Linked DNA regions of Homo sapiens: region 2 is linked to region 1. Evidence: chromatin contacts called from ENCODE Hi-C or POLR2A ChIA-PET data. All regions are on one chromosome and are shown on one strand. The core of a region is the stretch at or near the end of the contact, and the rest is flanking DNA. Distances in the headings are between cores, read along the strand shown. Region 1 overlaps PDZRN3 (PDZ domain containing ring finger 3). Region 2 overlaps PDZRN3 (PDZ domain containing ring finger 3).

What was found. Hi-C counts contacts between places; a loop is a spot of excess contacts on that map. ChIA-PET counts read pairs that join two places held with the same protein, here RNA polymerase II (POLR2A). Pooled maps may share reads with other maps.
Region 2: a map of IMR-90 shows a loop between it and region 1 (2.6-fold over the local background). The contact joins two enhancer-like sites. A Hi-C loop is called at or near these places in 4 of 168 maps with a recorded cell type or tissue (IMR-90, Right ventricle myocardium inferior, breast epithelium and 1 more) and 4 of 50 pooled maps. POLR2A ChIA-PET finds 5 or more read pairs at or near these places in 2 of 52 experiments (AG04450 and H1).

Annotation. Positions count from the first base shown.
Region 1 is chr3:73,543,950-73,551,032 of GRCh38, forward strand. The region is part of intron 3 of PDZRN3 (PDZ domain containing ring finger 3); the gene reads right to left. All of the region lies in intron 1 of LOC101927296 (a long non-coding RNA gene), which reads left to right. Among named protein-coding and RNA genes, the nearest start is that of PDZRN3-AS1, 76 kb to the right of the region's middle. Within about 2 kb of position 3,907, at least 8 of the 41 ENCODE cell types and tissues checked have a DNase peak (open chromatin) inside an H3K27ac peak, as active enhancers do; they include IMR-90 and breast epithelium, where a contact is called at or near this core.
Region 2 is chr3:73,508,914-73,515,996 of GRCh38, forward strand. The region is part of intron 3 of PDZRN3 (PDZ domain containing ring finger 3); the gene reads right to left. Among named protein-coding and RNA genes, the nearest start is that of PDZRN3-AS1, 110 kb to the right of the region's middle. Within about 2 kb of position 2,783, at least 9 of the 41 ENCODE cell types and tissues checked have a DNase peak (open chromatin) inside an H3K27ac peak, as active enhancers do; they include IMR-90 and breast epithelium, where a contact is called at or near this core.

The DNA.
Region 1 (7,083 bases), core at 2,657-5,156:
TTGACGCTTCTATTCCCAGCGCTCTGCCGAAGGAGGCAGATCACTTGAGGTCAGGAGTTTGAGACCAGCCTGGCCACCATGGTGAAACCTCGGTCTCTACTAAAAATACAAAAATCAGCTGGGCGTGGTGGTGGGCACCTGTAATCCCAGCTACTCAGGAGCCTGTGGCAGGAGAATTGCTTGAACCCAGGAGGCAGAGCTTGCAGTGAGCCAAGATTGCACCACTGCACTCCAGCCTAGGCAACAACTCTGTCTCAAAAACAAAGGAACTAGTTAAAGTTTTGTGTGCTTATCCAACCCCACACCGTTGGTGTGTTTCTTTCTACTGTTATTCTACTCCCATGTCCATTATTATATTACACAGATGAGACCATATTATACACAGTATTTTTAAACTTGCTCTTTTAACAATGCATTTTGAACTGTTACGTATTTTTGGATTTTTTTTTTCCTATTAAGCCTTTAAAAGAGTGGCTTTTCCCCCCAGTTTTATGGAGGTATAATTGACAAATAAAAATAATTTAAGGTATGCTAGTTGATATGATAGTAGGTGTATACACTGTGAAATCACCATAATCAAGCTAATTAACATATCCGTCACTTCATATGCTTTTTTCTTTTTGGTGTTATTATATTTGAATGATAAACAAACATTCAAAGGACACCACTCTGTGGTGCCGAGATATTCAGCTTTATTGAATTTTTTCCATTGACTACCCTGAATTTCCACTATCTGGGTTTTTTTTTTTTTAAATTACTGAAAAGACTGAGCTGATGAGATGCCCTGGCATTTAAAAATGCTATAAAATCATGTGCTTTTCTTTTGAGAAGGAAATATCTGTTGGAGTTACTGTTAATCACAGCATTTTCTGAGGAGCTGATTATATGCCAGGCATCACCATGTGACACATTTCTTCACAGATTTCAGAATGTGTGAGATTTGATATGAAAACTAAACCCAATACTGTGCCTCTTCAAAACCTCCGTAGCTGTATTCCCCATCTCCAATGCATGCACACATATATACAAATAACAGCAAAACAATAGAAATGATGTAAAAGGGAAGAAATAAAAGGAAAAAAAAGGTCCGCTTAGATTATCCTGTTCATTTTACAGCATGCCTACCTATACTGGCATTTAGTAGCAATAACAAAAATCATTGCTAACCTTTACTGAGCCCACACTGGGTGCCAAGCGCCTGGCGTCTCCTGACAGGGCCTGGGGAGGGATGAGTGGAAGCCCCCACCACGACGGATGGTGCTGAATTCAAGTCTGCTTTATCTCCTGTGCCACCAGGGCCCCTTTCATTAAAGCCTCCATAGGTGATAATAACAGCAACCTCTTCCCTAGAAAGGTCATAATCTGCGGATCAGAGGGTTTAAGAAACTCTTTGGGGAAGGGAGGATCACACTGTGAAAAATCCTGGTAGCTACTGCTGTAAAGTTTATGAAAACCAAATTTTAATAATATGTTCTACAACTTTAGCTACGTAAGAAAAAAAATGCAACTGGACAACAGGCAAATGGTTAAGATTGCTCAGAGATGTCTGAGTGCCTGGGACATAACAGCAATTCTGGGTATGTTTACTGAGCACTTACTACACACCAGATACAAAGAGGAGGCAAATGTCACGGTCTGCACTATGAGGAATTGCCAATGTCCAACCATTCTGACCTACAAGAAAAAAGAAGTTTCACAGGGTACACTCCAGAAGTTCCAGTTTTGAGACTCTATCAACTAGAAAGTACTCAAAACATGTCAATAAAAATCGCTGGATCTTTAAACTTCTTGACCACAGCAATTTTCTGATGAAAATGCTTTTCCCTCAAAGGCTTTTAGTGTGTGGATTTTGCTGAGGGCCATGGCAGAGTTTTTTCCACACCACATTAGAAGGGTTGTTCTGAGGGAAGACACTTATTGCGGGGAGGAGGGGTTGGTGGGAGGTGAGGGGGAGGATCGGAGGATCTTTTATTTTTTTAACAAAGCTAAAAGGCCCAGGTCACCATCCGGCTCTGCCACTCCCTTTTACTGCTAAAATACAAATAAGCTCCATCCACAAGAACAGTAGCTGCCTGAGGGCAGGGGCCTCCTGTGTCTTGGACTTGGGCCTCCTGTGTCTTATTCTGTATACTGTGTCCGCAGTATACAGAATAAGGCCCAGCACAGGGTAGGCACTCAATATATGTTGAATAAATGAGCAAATCAATGAATGAATAACTCTGGGTGAAATTCACTGGAGGAAGTTTAGCTTCTGTTTCTCCACCTGGCATGATACCACAGGCGACCCAGTGAGGGTATTAAAAGGAAGATGTGTGTAGTGCCTCATTATCTGTAAACCAGTATTACTGGAGAGTACGGACCTGTTGGAGGCAACACAAAACGAAGACAATCTCACCACCACATTGCATCAAATGATCGTCACTGTCTATAAGGGAAATTTCAAAGCCACTTGAAAGTACTTTTGGGATGGACTCACAGCTGTCTGTCCTTAGATCATAAAAGTACTGGCTTGTTCATTTTGAGAAATAAATGTAACCAAATAAGCCCAGCATACTTGTGCCATGCCCATTCATCAGTGAGGAAACAGCTTCAATACAAGCTTTTTTGTAATGGCTTCCCCTGCCATGGGATTTCAGGTGAAGCTCAGATTTCAAGGTTCTGCAATACGTAATTCAGATGGCTTTCCAACTTGTCTAAAACATTTTATAGTTGCCCTGAAATATTTCAAAAATTCTGCTGAGAATGATTCTCCCATTTACATATAACACAAAATGTGTATGGTAAAATTTAAATGCAGTGTCTTCACGCTGAAGCTGAGCAATGACTTTATCAAATTCTGTATCCTGGAAGATGAAGCGTGTTTCTGAAGATGAATGCTTGGAGGTGATATAATTTGTAAGTGAGCGGATGATTTTTTATTACACCGTATGCATCCACATGAAGAAATAAAACTCTGGAAAAAGCCTGAGTTCAGCAGCTGGAAGATGAGGTGAGAACTCCCAGGTCCAGCTCTACTCCCAACTACATGCCTATGCATTTCCATGTACCCAGGTTCTGCCTCTGAAAGGCACAGCACCATTCTGAATCAAGGAAACAAGCCAGGACGTGCAAAGATGAGGGCAGAATTCCTTCCACCCCACTCACGACAACAGCCCAAGTAAGGAATACTAAGCTCTTGAATGGCTTTCCATAATTCATCATCCTAGGATAGAGGAGAAAAAATACCCCACAACCTCTCCCTAGCCGAACTCTGGAAACAGGTTGACTCATTTCATTTCTGTGGTTTTTCAGAGTAAAAGCTCTGGAATCTTCATGGCAGTAGATAGTTGTTTTCTTTAAAGCTTATAAGCCTTTCTTGATGAAGAAAAACTAAACACTCAAAAGTATCATTAAGTGACAGCAGCACCAACAATACCACCATGAAACCTGGTATAGTTGTGGGTGCCTCTGTCATGGTCCCAGTGAAAAGATAGAAGTCCCTGATGCATAGGCAGTCCCTTGGTAAGAATCTGGCCTGGAAAGTCTTGGAGATACAGTGCAGTGGCCTGCAAGCGGGTAGATGAGCGGCACTGCTTAAAGGAGCTCCTCCTCGAGGTTCTGGTCCAGGTGTGGCCATCTGGCCCTATCAGCTCTCTGCTCACAGGACAGAGAGAAGAGGCTCAGCTGGAAATAACTACATAGAGTCAAGTGGCTGCCTCCAAGAGATGCTGTGAGCCCAAACTCACTGTCACGTGGGGTGTAAGTGGGATTAGTGCCTACTTCCATGGCTCCAGAAAAAGGGTAAAGACAGTCATTTCTGTTTTTGCTGAAGCTAAGTCCACTGCAGACTCAGACCAGAGATGGGTCAGGCCAGAGCCAGAGTCAACTCTGAAGCTTGCTTTTATTTACTCTTGGCAAGTCCCAACTTCCTGGTTCTAAGAAGAATGAAGCGGGGGAGGGTTAAAAGTCTTATAAAAAGGCTCCAAAGGCTTCTTGGACACCAAAGAGCTCTTACAAAACTACATTTTGATGAGCTACATGTAAATGAATCAGAAACATATGGATTTCATTTCCTTCATAATACACAGGGGTTTCAGAACGAAGAGGTTGTGGAGTGCTTGCTGAGATAAGTCTGGGCTCTGTGAAAATGTTAAAGCGGGGGAAGCTTCAGACATATGCTGAACCTAAATTAAGACTAGGCCAACAACCCCGCGCCCACACCCCTTCCTCTATGGGGCTTTGATATCCACCAGCTAACCTTAGGTGCTACGTAGAGAGAGAGCAAGCACTACATACCCAAATGTGACAGGCGCTTGGGGTCTGTGGCTTTCTCTGATGATGTTTGAGGATTTGGAAGTTTCTTGTAACCAGCTCCAAAACATTGAATATTTTGCTGGCTGCTGGGAGTTACGAAGCAGAAGATACAGACGTTTTATTTCCCCAGATTCCACTAAAGGGGATGCAGGCAGCATGTCCCTGAGAGGTGAACACTCTGTATGCTGAAGCAAAGGAGGGATCCTACTTTAGAGCACTCACTAATTTGAGGCTTTTTGAAGCACACACCCTGGAGCTTCGACTGTCTTGCGGAGAGCTCAACCTAGTTGACTTCCCTGGGATGTGGGCTGGAGAGGGAGTGGGCAGACATCCATATTGTAAGATTGGTAATCTTGGCCTCTGCCTTTTCACACAAGCATTTATTAAGCTAATGAATTATGAGGGGGCAATAAAGAAGCTAGTAGTAAATGAGGTTTCTGCAGGGAGCTGCTTGATAGGGTCAATCACTCAACACCTGTTTTAGTTAAAAATTAAATGGATTGTTTTAATTTTATGTCAGAAAGCCAGTGTGTCTGAGTCAAGAAAATAGATTGTCGCCAAAGAAAGAAAAAGATAAAACAAAAAGCAGGACAACAGATGCTGGTGAAGACATAAGGAAAAATGGAAAACAGACAAGTGTTACAAAGGCAGTCATGAGAACTGATGAGAAAGAACTTTAAAACAGCTGGAAAAGAGAGAAAATGGTGCAGAAAATGGCACCTGCCCCATGCAAGGCACAAAGCTGGTTGTTAGGAAGAACATCAAACATCACAAAAGCCATTTTCTTTTGATAGGTCAAATGGTTGGTGGCATATCTCTTCTCGCCTCTGAACACAACTACAATCACTTTCTGTTGATAATAATGTTAAGCTTAATTATACAGAGGCTGCACTTGAACGTTTCCTTCCTTATAGCTAAGCGATGCCATTATTTTTCATTTAATTGCAGAATAACGAGTGCTCTGTTCATGAAGTCCAGGAATTGCTAATATAACAATGGTGAATGCAGTGGCAGTGCACGACTTCAATTTTCATGATTACTATTCATTAGCGGTCTGTCAAATGGATAGAATAGGCTCTTTTCTTCTCTACCAGCTAGCAAAGGGCACTGTACCCGAGAGAAGTTGCATGGCAGGAAGAGTGAATCAAGCTGCCCTGTCTGCTGCAGGCTTAGGTTCAAAGTCCAACCCTGCAAGCCCAAATCCCAAGTCTTTGGACACAGAACAGCTGCTTATACAAGTTCACACTTCTATAAAATCAGGTGAGGACAAATGGACGATGATGCAGCAAGTACACTCCTGGTAATCGGCAAAGGTGGCATCCTTTGTTGCCAAACATTTCATAAAGGGTTTTTCACTCAAAGACGGAGAGAAGGGTTTGGAAAAGGAAATGGAACTAGAAGTCCCAAGAATCGGAGAAAGAGAAATGTAGGGCGTGAATTTAAATAAGAAATGGATATGTCTCATCACAGGCAGTACATTCTACTGTTAAACTGCCCTCTTTAGGGGATCAAGTACCATGTTTGTCTGAGTCACCTTCGTACTTCTGTGCCATATTTCATGCTGCCCAGGGAATTATTCACATCTTAAGCTACGTATCTCAGTAGAGCTGTACAATCCATAGGTAATTTGCTAACCTTAGTAACAATTCTATAGATCCTTGTAGCATTTTTTATTTAAAAAACCAACTTCTCACCTGCCTCTAATCCATGTCCTTTCAGATCCTGGGCCCTGGCTGCCTGTTAGTGCAGATGCTGCCTTAGCAAACAGAGGGTATGGTCCAACTTGCCTATGAACCGGGAAGCATAATATTTTAATATTTGTGCCTTAAGCAGTTGTTTTACTTAAAAGCACAGGAAATCCTGTCTTTTTTCTTGTTATAAAATCTTACAAAGCTACTGGAAAGATCTCCGCAGGCCAGTGGTTTTCAAAGTGGGTTCCCAGAACTAGCAACAGCTGAATCATCCGGGAACTGGTTAGAAATGCAAAGTCTCGCCGCCACCCCTCAACCCCCCAGACCTAATGAACCAGAAATTCTGGGGTGTGGCCCAGTGGCCTGCGTTTTAACAGGCCCTTTAGGTCATTCTGCTTCACGTTCAAGTTTGAGAATGGACACTCTAAGGCACTGGTTCTCAATCCTGGCTGCACATTATAATCACCTGGAGGGTTGTTTTTAAAAACAATCAATACCTGGTCTTACCCTAGACCAATTAAACCAGAAATCTCTAAGGCAGGGCCCAGGAATCAGTCTTTATTTAAAAGCCCCCCACCTGATTTGACTGCAAAGGCAAAATTGAAAACCACTGTTGTAAGCAGACCTGCCCTGTGCAGCTTCAAGCCAAATCTCACAGCAGCAGACATTGCCAATAACTGCAAGTAGTTACCCCAAAGCAACTTACTATTATTGATTAAATGCTGGTTTCTAAAAAATGAAGGCACACCTGTATATGGTGACGTCTACCCAAAGATGTCCTGGTCTAATATCAGGTTTGTGAATTATAAAGAAATAGAAGTGCCAATGATCAGGGTAAGGAAAGGATGAATAAACTGAAACAGAAGCACAACCAAAACAAAACAAAAACACGCTGTTTCAGGAATCAGCAGATTTGTTGGAACAAGGGTCATACAGACAGCAATACTCTGAAGTGTCTCTGCCCTGGAGAAGCAGAATGTTGCAAAATGTTCTTTTTCTTTTAAATGTTTATAATGAGAGTTATCAGAAAGAAAACTAGCTAAAACTGAACAGTGCAGAATAACGCTGGATGCTTTCAGGGAACACCTTGTGTTTGAAA
Region 2 (7,083 bases), core at 1,533-4,032, 36 kb before region 1:
TGAGGTTCTATTTATATATTATGCCTATGGTTTATCCAGACAGGCCTAAAACGTCTCTGCAGCAGCAAAGACAATTTCCCCCACCCAGGCTCTCAGCATTTATCTGTAAGCCTCACGTGGCAATTAGTTACTTACTGTGTAGTGAGGGCTCTGGTGTTGGTGTTTAACTCTCCTAAGCTGCCTTAAATCCTTTGTGGAAGGAGGCAAGATATAAATAGTAGTTTTTAAAACACACAGGCTTACTCTGTTATTTCCATTTCTTATGTGTTTTGACTTTTCCTTTTTTACTTTCCAAGCCCCCCGTGAGGAAGTGACTTTGCCCTCATAATCACATTGGAAACCAGCCATCTGGAGATGGGATGGTCTCAGGGCAACACGCTCACTAAGCATCTACCATGCAACAGGCACAGGAAAGGGCGGACCCAGGAGGACGCAGACCCATGCGGTCTCAGCCCTTTAGGTGCAGAAATTGGACCTCTGTCTGTTTGTCCTGTAATTTCTCCAACATGTGGGCACTAGGCTGATCATTTCATCTCCCCTGGCTCAGTTTCCTCTTCTATAAAAACAAGGTCATTGAAAGAGATGGTGGCTCATGTCCCTTCTGGATCTCCCAGTGCTATGGCTCAAAGGGGCGTTCCCTCAGTACTCAACTAACGTACTGACAAACTAGGCTTTCAGTCTTGGAGGGCAAGAAGTATCTCTCACCTGAGATCCTGCAGGAAAGTCACAGCAAAATTTAATTTTAAATTGGAGATTCAGGCTTTTAGGCCTTTCCAAGGAAAACAGCCTCTTCTCTTACTGCCTAAGCAACTCCTAGCAGTAACTTTCAACTCTGATTGAATAATCAATTCTTGCCCAAAGACGCCTGAGTAAATACCAAACAGACAACTTCCTGCCTTGAATCCTGGCACGGGCGGGCGGCTCTTCTCTGTGACTTCCCTGAAAACCCACTGCAAATGTTTCCACCTGGGGAAATCAGGGGCTGAGGCCTCCAGCCACCCTTTCCTTGAAAGCAATCGTTGCAAATGTTTTGAAAACAACGGATTATCTTTAAAGAAGCAGTAACAACAGAAAGCCATTTGTTTCTTCTACCATGACTGATTCATCTGTCGTACACTGGAGGTTGGGGGTGGAGGAGGAGAGGCCCTCAAACAAATGTTTCCTATCAGTGGCAAGTATTTTGATAATCAGGAAAATACCAAATAGATTTGCAACCAGCTTGGTAAACTACTTAGCTTGAGGATTCAACAGGATCCCTACTGCACGCTTTCTGCCTCCTGTAGCTAACTCTGTCCATTTTTGTGTCACGTAATTCTTCAGCCAGAACTCAAGCACGACCGTAATAAATATAGTTCATGGGTATGTAAAACTAGTGCTCCTTATGTACAACCTTTTACGTCTGGTCTTGCCTGGAAACTGGTGGCTCCATTTCTAGATCTCTACCCGAGAAGAAACACTAGCACATATACACGCACAAGGAAAAAGGTCTATGAAGGCTCGCAGCACCATTGCTTGGAAAAGCAAAAAAGCTGCAGTCTAAATATCCAGTTATAGGGGAATAAATAAAGCATGTGCTCTATGCCAGTGAAGAGGCCTGAGTCAGAAGGAAATTTAAAAGACCACATAAGCACAAAATACAGAAGGAAAGAAAACATAACATTCATAGAGATCGACTCCTGCAGTGGGGAGGAGGCTGGTTTGGAGCTTGGAGTCAAGGAGGTAGATCCAAGGACAGCTTTAATTATATATGCATAGTCATCTCCCCCTTATCCTCTAGGGATATATTGCCCAGGGCCCAAATGCATGCCTGAAACCACAGATGGTACCTAACCCTACAAACATTTTTTCCCTATACATAAATACATATGATAAAGTTTAATTTATAGATCAGGCACAGTAAGAGATTAACAATAAAATAGACCAATTAAAACAATATACTGTAATAAAAGTTATATATGCATGTGGTCTCTTTCTCAAAATACCTTATGATAGGTACTATACTCATCTATTTTCAGACCATGGTTGACCACAAGCAGCTGAAACCTTGGACAGAGAAACCGTGGCTGGGGGGACCACTGAAATACTCTACAGTTCTGACATGAAAATATGAAGGAAAAATATTCAGATATCGCTTTTAACATATACAAAGGGAGAAAACAAAACACTGAAGGCAGAGGCGGCAAAATGTTACCAGTGGCTACTTTTTTATGGCAGAAATATGGTGACTTCATTTCTCTTTCATGCTTTTCTCTATTTTTCACCCCTCTCTTACCCCCAGTAAAAAACAATTAAGCAAGCCTGTAACCCATCGTGGTCTCTGACACTCTCACCATCAGGGAAAGTGAAGTCTACTGAAGAAGGCTCCCGCCAACCCAAAAACAGAAAGGCCCAAGCAGGAAGCGGGACGACTCTCTTAGCCCTTTGTTGTCCATGCTAGAAAAAAGATCATCCTTTATAAAACGCCTCTACTCCAGCCCTGGGTGTCGGCTGGGCCCCCCGTCTGCATCCTCTAGAGCTGGGTTTCCAGGGGGTGAACGTGGTGGGATTTCACATGTGGTTTTGCTTGTGCATTTGGACATTCTTTGTGGGGCAAGCTTTTCCCTTCTTATTTTCTGACTGCTCCTAGAGAAGATGATTTGCTGCACGCCTCCCCCTACAATCCCAACCCGGAGCCAATGAGGGGAACAGATCTGGGGATGGAGGCAGATAATGGCAGCATTTCTCACTGCCCTAAAGTACCGTCCACCACGCCAGCAGACAAAGCGGGGCATGTTGTAAAAAGCAGTTCTGCTGGCAAACGGCTAACAAATCCATGTATTTGCAACCAAGGACTGGCGGCCGCATCTAAAACAGACACCTCATTGTGCTTGGTTTAAAAGGAGCCCTTGGAAGTAGGGCCTTTCAGGCTGACAGTTAAATCACAACGGCCCATATTTACATGAACGGCTTCCAACCGTCTGGGCGAATACACAATATTTCCATTTCACAGAAACCAGGGATGGTGACAACACAGAAGCCAGAGAGACCAGAAAGTAAACTTCTGATTGGTACGAATGTGTTTAAGCAGCAGAGCCTATACACTTATACACTTGCAGAAGTTAACGCGCTCCTTTGGTAAGCAAGTTTGTTATTGTTGTTAATTCCATGACAAATGTAACAGCTCAGCATACACACACCTAGGTGTCTCAAGAAGGCTTTCTACTCATTTAATCAAGTGTGTTCCTGTGAGTGCTTTCAGTTGCTCTGGCATTAGCAGGGAAGCTGCGTGATTCTTCAGTTCTGATTAAAAGCTAGGAGAGCACAACTTTGTAAGCCCATCACAGCAGCGAACCGTTCCAAATTCAGACAGGAAACACCTGGAACTCTGTGCACCACTAGGAACGCACTTTACATTTCAAAACAGATGATTCTAAATTGTTCATAAATATTTGTCTTGTTTCAATAAAACACTCTTCAACCAGTTTCATAAACCCTTGGTTCAGAAGGCTAAAACGTACACGCTACTAGGCATCCACATTCTTTTAACATTGCATATATTTATGTGGACAATATCCTGGAAACATAAAACCCAATGGCAGGCATTTAATAGCGTCATATGGGAATTTTAGTTGTTTTTTTTCTTTTTTTTTTCCGGGGAGAAGGACAACTCTCTCCTTCCATAAATAAAGCCCAAATTGCACTTGTTGTCTAAAAAAAGTGAACTGAAATATAAATTAAACTCAAGTTTCTTTAACTTGCCTGTTATAGTAAATAAGACCCAGACAAACCCTTCTGGAGGCTTAGAAAAGCTTTAATATAATTGATTATTAAACCTCCAGCTATAGGATAGAGTCATACTGAAGGCCTTGTAGCCAAACATTCCCTCATTCTTGAACATGATGAGCCCTTTAAAATGTTTTTAAAAGCTGTTTTTAAAAAGACACTAAAATGAAAAGTAGCTTAGTTTATAGGTTGAAAATTAATCTTTAAAAGCCATTTCTGTACATTTTTAGTATTGTCCAGATTTTCTACCATACACATGGACTTGTATTGCTTTCATTTATTTTAATGTATACTTTGATCATTAGAAAAAATGAAAATGATTTACACACACACACAAAGAAGAAAGAATCGGGTACCAAGGGCCAGTTCCCAGGTGCTGAGATAGGGTGTTGCGGAGGCTGCAGCCACAGCCTCAAACCCAAGCCAGCCTGCCAGGGCACTCTGAATCTAGCCCACGGACCTCCAAAGTCGAAAACAGGGCAACCCAGGCTTCCCAAGAGTTAAATGGGAAAGTGGGTCACTTCGAAGTACTGTCCAAAGATTGCTACGAGTGAGCTGCTGTTCATAGTCATCGTCTTCTTTTTAAACAGTTATAATTAAAAATTCATCAACTGACCATAAACTTCTTACTCTGGTCTAACTAAGAAACATCAGCACACTGCTCCCGGTAAATGAAGATTAGGCATGGCGGTGATAAGAGACTGCATAGAGGCTCTTCGGAACCATAAAAGATGGTCGTTAGAGGTAATGATAAACTAATTCTGGATACATCAGGCAGCAGATGCTCAGCCCTAGGTTAATGATTAACGTGCTGGACCCTGGCCAGTTAAGAAGTTGTTTAACCAATGCCCCTGAGAAGCAAACTTGTTAACATTCACTTGTTCCTAACTACAGCCACTGTTTTCTCTCTCTACACTAACTACACTGCAAGTAAGTTTTCATCTTTCCCTGCCTCAAACCAAGAATTTAACATGGAGGTCCAGAACTAAGACCTAAGCATAAAGCTCATTCAATTTTCTCAGACTTTTGAACCTTTACTGAACCAACCAAAGAAATATTACTCTCCCACTAGACTAAAATATTCTGACCCACAGTTGAATGGTAATTGGTAATAGCTTAGTTTGTTGTTCTTGGATGAATTTTTATTGCACCCGAAAAGAGACACCCACAAAATTTAAGTGCATTGATGAAATTATACTTCAGAGATGACAAAATAGAAGAATCTTATTTGTTTCTATATACAAGGTTTCTATGTCCTTCTAGTTGGTACATTCACAGATAGGATATTTAAGGGTCAGGCTGCCACTGTCAAACAAAATAAAACCATTTAGAGACATTTAATCTAATTTTAGGAACAATGCATTTTAGGAAGGTGATTAGTAATGCAAATGTAAAATTACCCTTGGTTGGGATAAGCAAGACAAACAAAGGATACTTAGAAGTACTTGTGTTGTCTTCAGGATTAGGGAATGCTGCTTTGATCATGTTGAAAGGAAGATAGAAAAAAGATTGAAAAGCTGGGTCTCTAAGGTAGGAGGTCTGGGATCTGTTTATTCTACTTAGTTCAAGTTGGAATTGATGCTGTTAAACATGTGAGATGACCCTAAACTACTCTTCAGGGTTAAGGCAGGTCTGAGGCAGATGGATGAATTACGCAAATGGACTATAATGTGTAATCTGTGCATGTGTGTAACAATAAAATACAGTTCTATCAAGATTTTGGTTGAGAAAAGTTAATGATAAAAGGGCTGGGCTGGAAGACTGGGTCGAGGAAGGAGAGTGATACTTAGGGTTTACTCACATCTTATCTAGGCAACTTTTCTGGTCTTGATTTGGGCTTTAAGGGCCATGAATACACAAATATACTTAAATTCCTACATTTCCAGTATATATGATGTAAGAAATTTCAACCAATTGGTCTGAATCTTCTATATTTTGCACTTCTCATCAGGCACCTAGCCAACGGTTGAGGGCTGATCTTCTGACTTGGCTTTCCTGGTTGACCAGTGCTGGTTCTATAACCCAATTAACTATCAGAATTCCAAGCAATGAACTAAGCTTGCTGGTTTCATCCTGGCAGAAATGAACACAATCTTGAGCTAAAATTGTACAGTTGTAGTCCAACAATAATGGCAGATACAAAGGCTATGTTCCCGGTACAAAGACAAGCATTTCACCTGCATAATCTCATTTAGCACTTAACAATTCTGTACCGGAGATATTATCTATAAACCCATTTTACAGACGAGTAAACAAACTCAGCTAGATTACAAAGTGAGAAAGCGATGGAAGCCACATCTAAATCTAGCATACCTGATTGTAAAACAAAATCCCCCTATACTGTTTTCTAACATGAATAACCACTCCACCCCAGTACTTTACCCCTACAGATTCATTGGTGGTATAGAAACAAAGGACTCCAAGGACACAAAAGCCTAGGTGTCCTTTTCTGACTAGGTAATTGGGTGAGAGCCTCCTTTTCCACCAACAATCAGCCCTTTTTTTTTTTTTTTTTTTTTTGAGATGGAGTCTTGCTCTCACCCAGGCTGGAATGCAGTGGCGCGATCTCGGCTCACTGCAAGCTCCGCCTCCCAGGTTTACACCATTCTCCTGCCTCAGCCTCCGAAGTAGCTGGGACTACAGGCACCCGCTACCATGCCCAGCTAATTTTTTTGTATTTTTAATAGAGATGGGGTTTCACCATGTTAGCCAGGATGGTCTCGATCTCCTGACCTCGTGATCTGCCTGCCTCGGCCTCCCAAAGTGCTGGGATTACAGGCGTGAGCCACCACGCCCGGCCCAATCAGCCCTTCTTAAACACCTAGAAATAAATGTGCTTCTCTCCCAACTCCAAAAAGTTCCTATAAGGAAATGACCTCATCCACCCGTTACAGAATCTCTATTTCAAATTTAACTCCACCCAATATTTTTTAAAGATCGATTTCCACAGAAAAGCAGAGCCCAGGATATATCTAGATCATACTCTGGAAATCAGCTCTCAGCTCCATTTTTTCCTTTCCAAAAGCATAGCTCTGGACAATTATATTGCAGAGAGGAAATCAAGACTTAAAGCTAAATTTAGTTATCTATAACTGTTAGAACCATTTTCACATGGATTTCAATCAAATTTTAATTTAAGTAAATAATGCATGGGTGAAAAGTCCTTTTAAAAAGTACAAAATAAAAGCAGGACAAACCAGGCCTATGCACATACCTAAAACAACAGTCCCCAAAGTTTAACTACTGCTCATTTTTAATGTATCCTTTCAGATAAAAGCATATACCAGTATAGAGATCTCATTTTAAGAAATAACTTCTATA